Regions from separate parts of the Homo sapiens genome. Here region 2 is linked to region 1. Evidence: read pairs that join two places in POLR2A ChIA-PET (ENCODE). Cell type or tissue: MCF 10A. All regions are shown on one strand. Each heading gives the region's core, and the rest is flanking DNA. Links, peaks and the distances in the headings are about the cores only. Region 1 has its middle 14 kb from the start of DHRS7. Region 2 overlaps PCNX4 (pecanex 4).

Region 1 (4,408 bases), core at 247-4,246:
AGCCTGGGCAACATGGTGAGACACTGTCTCTACAAAACAGTAAAAAATTAGGCAGGTGTGATGACATGCAACTGTAGTCCCAGCTACTCAGAAGGCTGAGGTGGGAGGATCACTTGAGCCCAGGAGATCAAGGTTGCAGTGAGCCTTGATGGGGCCACTGCACTCCAGCCTGAGTGACAGAGCAACATCCTGTCCCCAACAAACAAATAAAACCCCTGAACTTTGCCAAAGGGAGCAGCCGTTGGTGTGTTGTATTTCTTTAGAGTATCAGTAACCTATTATATTAATCAGCAGTGATGAGTAATTAAAGAGAAATCTAATTCAAATAGGAAAAGAAAAATATTGTTGCCTTTTGTTGATTAGGTACAGAAAATTTGGTACCATATTGTAAAAGTACCAATTTCCTTATCTCACCCAAGTTGATACAAAACCATCATTACCACTGTCTGCCATCTCACAGAATCACACAAACTACTGGAGAATTTTCATCTTCCTTTTCACTCCCTACCAAAGCATTCATTTATTCATTTAAAAACAATTGCACTCACTATATAACAGCTTATGAGCTGTAAATACAACAATGGATAGAACAGACAAAAATTCCTTCCCTCATGGAACTTACATTCTGGTGAATGGGCCTTTTACTTTAATGATTAGATTAAAATAATGCTGTGAAGTATGCATGTGGGGGGGGGGGAGGTATCAAAATGCTATAACTCATTTATTCATTTAGTTATCCATTAGGCATTAAATTAGGAAGTGCATGTTACATTCTGAAACTTACCTTTTCAGAAGTCAGTTGCCAGTATAATGAAACACTTGCTTTGAAATGATGAAAATTAGATTTCAAATAAAAAACTTTTTCATTTTTATAAATTAACATTAATAGATTTTTTTAAAATTAAAAATAGCAAAAGTTTATTGCAATCCATGTAAATAAATGATGCAGGAAGGCATAAGGAAAAGTAGATGACCTTCCCTGTGTGAACTCTCACCTACCACAGTAGGCTAACCATAGCTCAGAGCCTGGGATGAGCCTTCCTACAACATTCCCTTTCTCATATAAACATTCCCAAATATTATAATTAATTTTATGTAATTTCCATTTTCATTTCATTTAAAAATGATCAAATATCAGCAATATCCCTATGGTTTTTTGCTTGAACTTATAAAAACAGTATTGTATTATACACTTCACACTGAGACTTGCTTTTCCAGTTTACCAATATCATGAACATCCCTCCAGATAGATTTAGTAGATTTGACACTTTCTTTTTAATCACTGTCTACTATTCCATTGAATAGATATACCACAATTATTCAATCATATCCATTACTGATGGGCATTAAAACTGTTTCCTTTTTGTATTAAATAACTACAACCAATGGTTTATATCCATGTGTATCTGTGTTCCTTATATACTGATGCTGTTATTTCTATGAGATGAATTCCTAAGAGTAAAATTGCCGAATTAAGAGTATATTTAGGTTTGTTTAGATATGCAAATACTTACCATTGTGTTTTAATTGCCTACAGTATTCAGTACAGTAACATGCTATACAGGTTTGTAGCCTAGGGTATAGTATCTATCCTAGGTGTGTAGTAAGCTATACCATCTAGGTTTGTTTAAGTACACTCTACGATGTTGATATAATGACAGAATCGCCTAACAACCCATTTCTCAGAAAGTATTCTCATCATTAAGCAACACATGGCTGTGTTTGTTCCTTTGTACTCCGTATTACTTCATGCTATTTCAAATTTTGTGTTCTTTTAAATTGTGTTTTCTAGTTACTTGCTGCTGGTATATGAATATGAAATTAACTATTATAAATTGCTTCGATAACAAGGCACTGTGCTAAATTATCCTATTTTTAAATTCTATATGTTTTCTATGTAATTAAACCTATTATTAATAATATAATGATAGTCTAATTTCTTTTTCCAATACTTATGTCTTGATTTCTTTTTTTTTTTTTTGCACTGTCAGGAATTTCTAATACAGTGTTGACTTGAAGTGATAAAATGGGTAACATTGCCTAGTCCCTAACTTTATTAGGAAAGCTTAAAATTTTTCTGATTTAGGATTATGTTTGCTGAAGTTTTTTATAGATAGATAGATAGGCAGAATCTTTAGGTGAAGAATATTCTGTTTCTTTTACCCTCCATTTTTTACTACAAAACTTTCCAAATATACAAAAGTTAAAAGAATAGTACATGATCATCCATATACCCACTAACTATTAGCAATTTGTCATATTTGTTTCATCTATAAGAAATATAAATGGGGCTATGAAGGCTGTGGGAAATCGTACAGTGATTGAAATCATATATAAACATAGCAATGTCTTTGGGGTCTAAAAAATTAGTGCTTTCTAAACTTTATGAAGGAGTTTCCAACAAACGACTTATTAATGTTGATCAGCACATTGGATCGGAATGTTGGAATGCTGGCAGCAGGTTTGTAGGCAGATGCTTGTTCTTTAGCAGACATAGCAAGAGAAGAAGTTTCCAACTTTAAATCTGACTTTGGTTATAACACTCCACTAAAACATCTTGCAAACAGAGTGGACATGTATGTACATGCATATACACTCTACAGTGCTGTTAGATCTTTTGCCTTCAGTTTCATGTTAGGGTCTTACAGTATGAATGACAGTGCACAATTTTCCATGATTGACTCATCAGGTGTTTTATATGGTTATTGGGCCTGTGCCACTGGCAAAGCCAGGCAAGCTGTAAAACAGAAATAGAAAAGCTTCAGATGAAAGAAATGACCTGCTATGATACTGTTACAGAAGTTGCTCAAGTAATTTACATAGTACATGATGACGCTAAGGATAAAGTTTACGAACTCAGCTGGGTTAGTGGTTTAACTAAAGGAAGACATGAAATTGTTTCAAAAGATATAAGGGAATAAGCAGATAAATATGCTAAAGAATCCTTGAGTGAAGAAGACAGGTCAGATGATGATAATATGTAAAATTTACTCCAGTATCTATTCTATGTTAAATTCCTATTACAATCCCGCGTAACTATATAGCCCTGTGGATTACACATACCCACTGACCAATTTTTTATTAAATTTTCATCTTGTAAAAGACAAAACAGAAACAACAACAAGATAATTTTAAAAATTAAAAATATTACCCCACTACTTTCTGGCCTCCATGATTTCTAATGAGGAACCCGCCATCAGTCTTATTAAAGATCACTTGTACATGATGAGTTGCTTCTCCATCTTTGTCTTTTGATAATTTGATTATGTGTCCTGGCATGATTCCTTTTGCATTTATCCTTCTTGGAGTTAATTGAGCTCCTTAAATGCTTAAATTCATGTTTTAATTTTTAAAAATCAAATTCAGGAAATTTTAAGCCATTATTTGTTCAAATATTTTTTTCTGACCACTTTGTCCTGTCCTCTCCTACTGGGATTCCCAATATGTGTATTTGGTTTGCTTAATGGCATCCCATAGGTCTCTCAGGCACTGTTTGTTTTTCTGCATTCCTTGACTGAATAATTTCAAAGGACCTATCTTTATGTTTGCTAATTCTTTCTATCATCCTGCTCAAATATGCTATTAAAATTCTCTAGAGAAATTTTTATTTCAGTTACTCTACTTTTCAGGTCGAGAATTTCTGTCTGGTTTCTTTTTATAATTTCTATTTTTTATTGATATTTTCTATTCATTTATCATTTCCCTGATTTTCTCTCACACTTTCTCCATGGTTTCCTTTAGCTCTTTGTGCATATTTAAGACAGTTTGACTAGGTAGTCCAATGTCTGTGCTTCCTCAGAGATAGTTTTTGTTCATTTCTTTTGTGAATGGGCCATACTTTCTTGTTTCTTTGCATGCTTTATAATTTTTTGTCAAAAATGGAAACTTAAAAGCAAGATAAAGAACAGTATTATAATATTTATTTAATAAACTCTTCTATAGCCAGGTATTTTTCTGCATGTTTTACAAATATGAAATCGTTTAGTCTTCTGAACAATCCTGTGAGATAGTGTTGTTATTATGTTCATTTTACAAGTGAGAAAACTGAGGGATAGAGAAGTTAATGTCATTGCAGCTAGTAAATGGCAGGGCTGGGATTTGTAGGAGGTGGAACTCTAGAATCTGTGCTTTTTCTCACTGTGCTGTATTTCATCTCTGTAGCTAGAGATTACTCTTTTTTTCCATTTATTCTTTATCATGGTAAAATATACATAACAAAATTTACCATTTTAACTATTTTTAAATATACAATTCAATGGCCTTAAGTATAATCAAATTGTTGTGCAAATGTGATCCAAATTTGCAAACATTTTTTCATTATCTCAAACTGAAACTCTGTACCCATTAAACAATAACTCCCTATCATCTTCCCCTGGCCCTGGTAACCACTATTCTACTTTCTTTCTCT
Region 2 (4,408 bases), core at 249-4,248, 80 kb before region 1:
ACTCTGGAGGTAACCACGGCCATAAGTTAGTGCCACATAGCCAATATGTCCCATTTGGAGCTAGCCAATAAATAACTGATCATTGGCACCCAATGGGTGGCAAGCCATTCAGTGTCTTGTAATATGATAGTGTGGTCACAGCGTTCTCCAGGTATCCACCCCATATCTCTCGTACTGTTTGGACATAGGTCCTTGGTGTGATTTCTTTGCTCCCAACACAAAGCATTTTGGCTGAGTTGGCCAAATGAAGGGGTGAGCCAGATAAATCAATACCAATTTAAAAGGCCTGTGTAACAAATAATTATTCTTGCTGTACTGTATCCAAATAATTAAGCCAAGTATAGTAAAGCAAACCAGTCCTACCATGACTTGTCTTTTAATAAGTGGGAAACTGGAGAGAGAAAATTATGTTTCAAAAACTGTAGCACACCTGTTGTTAAATTCTAGTCTTGCCTCATGTTTTCCAATTTTTAGTATTTTCTACAGTTTAAATTCTGATTTTTCTGGCTACAAGTTTCTAAAATAAGTTGTGCTTCCTTAAAGTCCTATGAACTGAAAACTAGATGTTTTATCAGGCGCTGCCTCTAAACCCCCCAACCATCACAGAAGGAAATCTCTTCACTGCTGGCATTGACAACTAATAACTGAGGGTGCCCGGAATCCTTCACCCCATGTCTAGTGAGTCTACGGAACCAGGGTAATTGAGACAATATCTGTTACAGGAATCAACTCCTGGATACATCACACTTGAGTCAAAGCCTGGAAAGCTGAGGAAGCAACCCCTGAGAGCCCAAAGGAACGTCCTAAATATAATGGAAATTATTTACTACGCCTTGTGGGAATTGCTTTACTCTACTATTTGCAGTAGGACTATATACTATAGCACCTTCAGGGTGGAATATCTGACAGGGAATCTCAATTGCTGTAGCATTTTGCTTAATTATTATCCTCATAGCAGGAATAACTGTTACTAACAAAAGATAATATGTGGGCCTTTCCAAACATGTGCCTCTGCCTCTCATTAGGTAGGGAATGTTGTTTCTATCTCAACCAATCAGGCCTAGTAAGAGACTGCTGAAAAACTTAAAGGTCTAAAAAGCTAAGGGAATACCAAAACAACCAGACAGATTCTTGGTTTGGGAGCAGAATCATAGCATGGGTCACCCCATTCCTGGGCCCTCTCCTAATAATATGCCTAGGACTAATGTTCTTACCCTGCCTAATTAACCTTTTTCAAAGATTTTTAGCTGACAGACTCATGACCATTTCACACACAACTACCCAAAAACATCTACAGTGTTATTTCTGCAGTCAATCCAAGACCCAAAAACTGTCTGTCCCCTTGTCAGCAGGAAGTAGCCAGAAAGAACACACTGCCCCTCGTCATTTTTATAACTACAGGGTCTGGATTGACAGAGCAGGAGCATCACCCTCTTCGACTTCGACGAGGACCATCATTTTAAGTTTCACCTTGATCAAAACCCACCAAAATCCAAAGGGCATCAGCCTTATGGTTAAGGTCAGCATGAACATAAATCACACAACATCTCTGACCAGAAACATTCGAAACCCCTCCCGGACCAGAGACATGCCAGCCCCGAGATAACCTTCCCCCTGGCTGGAGAGATGTCAGCCCCAAGATAACCTCCCTTCTGACCAGAGACATTCCAACCCTACCATAAGCTTCTCCCCCATGCAGAAACATTCCAAACCTGTAATAAGTTCTGTCACCAATAAATACTGTAAGTCTGTAAGAGAGAGCTTTCCTGACTGAAATCAGCCAGAAGCCTCTCTCAGGTTTATTCTCCAAAACAAACCTGTCTTTGACTGTTGAGCCACTTTGTATTTCTTTCCTCTTTAACTTACACTGTGACCTTACAAAACACTCTTATTCAAAAACCCTCCAAAAGTCTTGAATTTGAGTGAATACCTTTTTATAGATCCAAAGAGATGTTAACGTGCTTGTTCCTTTTCAGTCTTTCTTTTCTAGTACTTGGGTAGACTTTCCTTTGGTTGGGGAGCGGGGTGCTTACCATATAACTTGTAAACCAAAGCATGAAATATATGTTTCTGTTTAAACATCAAAAGTCTTTTGCTGGGCACGGTGGCTCACACCTGTAATCCCAGCACTTTGGGAGGATGAGGCGGGTGGATCACCTGAGTTCAGGAGTTCAAGACCAGCCTGGTCAACATGGTGAAACCCCTTCTCTGCTCAAAATACAAAATTAGCTGAGCGTGGTGGTGCATGCCTGTAATCCCAGCTACTCCGGAGGCTGAGGCAGGAGAATCGCTTGAACCCGAGAGGCGGAGGTTGCAGTGAGCCGAGATCATGCCATTGTACTCCAGCCTGGGCAACAACAGCGAAACTCCGTCTCAAAAAGAAAAAAAAAAAAAGAAAGAAAAGACTCCAGAATTTAGCTGTCTATCCATGGCATGGCATTCGGTTAAGATTCCATAGAGTATTTTCCGGATTATAATGGTAGCTATCTTTGCATCTCTGGATTCCTACTGGTACCCTCAACAGATAGCACTTGGCTATCAAAAAAACTTCATGTATGCATACTTTTTAGAATTGCTCTAGTAGTAGCAAGTGATTTTTATCCAGAGCAACTGAAAATTAAGTTCTTTCATATCATGCTTTTGAGTACTTAGGTGTAGGCCAGTTTGTTTTCTTTTCCAGGTATAAAATTTTCCGTTTTCCAAATTACTAAATTTGGTAATGCTTGGAAATGTAAAACTTTGGTATATTTCCTTGCAGATTTTGTAAAATACTTTTTAGGAATATGGATGAATACATTGTATTTATTACTGAAAGTTTGTCTAATCATTTTTAAACAAGCAGAAATTAGTTTTTCTTGATAAGTTTAATTTTGTTTAGGTTATTTATAAATTAACTTTATCTTTCTTGCTTAATAATGAAAATTGAAAGAATTCCAGAATTGCTTCTACCAAAAACAGTTATTTGAAGGGAAAATGAGATTTACTGGATTGTAACCTTTGGGTTAGAGAGAGCAGTATTATCACTGAGCACATTGTAGGTACCCAAAAGTTTGTAACTAAAAGTTGAAATTGTGGGAAGTAATAATTTATCTTTTAGCTGTTTCTTCATAGAAGGAAGAGTAACACATTTGGCCTATATTTAACAACTATCAAAATTTAAATATTTAATCTTTTCTAGCATCTTCTAACAGTGCTTTAAGAAAAAGGTAATGGTCAGGTGCAGTGGCTCATGCCTGTAATCCCTAATTCCAGCACTTTGGGAGGCTGAGGCAGGCAGATCTCTTGAGGTTAGGAGTTCGAGACCAGCCTGGCCAACGTAGTGAAACACTATCTCTACTGGGGAAAAAAAAAATTAGTCAGGGGTGGTGGCTCATACCTTTCGTCCCGGCTACTTGGGAGGCTGAGGCACAAGAATCGCTTGAACCTAGGAGGCAGAGGTTACAGTGAGCCAAGATCATGCTACTGCACTCCAGCCTGGGTGACAGACTGAGACTCTGTCTCAAAAAAGAAAATGAAAGAAAAGGACAAAGTAACAGGAAGAAAAGAAAACCGTCATGTCAAAGAGCTAATGCCCTTCATATATGAAAAGTTCTTCCAAATTCGTAAGAAAAATGTTCAAAAATGATCACTTCAATAGAAAAATAGGCAAAGGACATGAGCCAATTTACAAAAAAAAAATACCATTTTTCTGCACACACACACGCCCCCAAACATATATACATACTTGTAATTAATTTTGTTTTTTAATTTTTGAGACGGAGTTTCACTCTTGTCACCTAGGCTGGAGTGTAATCGCGCCATCTTGGCTCACTACAACCTCTGTCTCCCAGGTTCAAGTGATTCTCCCGCCTCAGCCTCCCAAGTAGCTGGGATTACAGGCACCCACCACCATGCTTGGCTAACTTTTGTATTTTTAGTAGAAATGGGGTTTTGCCCTGTTGGCCAGGCTGGTCTTGAACTCCCGACCTCAGGTGATCTGCCCACCTCAGCCTCTCAAAGTGCTGGGATTACAGGCATGAGCCACCGTGCCCTCCGTAATTAATATTCTTAAACCATATTCATGAAACAATAATAGGATTTTGAGGACTCAGCTCTGATTTGTTAAATCTTGCCCAAATTCCTGTCTAAGGGGCCTAGAGAGTCATGCCCTACAAATCATAAATTCTCATCAGGTGGGTTTTATTTAACCCTGTATATCTTGACTTTCCAATCTGACTCTGGCATAACAAGGAAGAAAATAAAAATGTTTTACCCAAAAATATATTTCCTTGCCATACCTTGAAATTGCCCTGCAAAGTCTCTTGTGGGAAAAATCCACATTCTATAATGAGTCCCCTTTCCCCTTTGTTTTCCTTCCTTCCTTTCCAGATCCAAGAGATAATCAACTAACAGTCAGGTACCCTTTTAA

Evidence for each region. Peaks named below come from ENCODE experiments on the same cell type or tissue, not always from the same donor. Only the 100,000 strongest peaks of a DNase experiment are listed, where the experiment ranks them.
Region 2: POLR2A ChIA-PET joins it to region 1 with 5 read pairs; 9 of 35 experiments call an interaction of 5 or more read pairs at or near these places.

What each region holds. Positions count from the first base shown.
Region 1 is chr14:60,177,034-60,181,441 of GRCh38, forward strand. It overlaps the pseudogene PSMA3P1. Among named protein-coding and RNA genes, the nearest start is that of DHRS7, 14 kb to the left of the region's middle. In MCF 10A, for the core only: no CTCF peak of the experiment used is centred there; a DNase peak (open chromatin) is centred at 2,678.
Region 2 is chr14:60,096,564-60,100,971 of GRCh38, forward strand. The region is part of intron 1 of PCNX4 (pecanex 4); the gene reads left to right. Among named protein-coding and RNA genes, the nearest start is that of PCNX4, 6.8 kb to the left of the region's middle. In MCF 10A, for the core only: no CTCF peak of the experiment used is centred there; no DNase peak of the experiment used is centred there.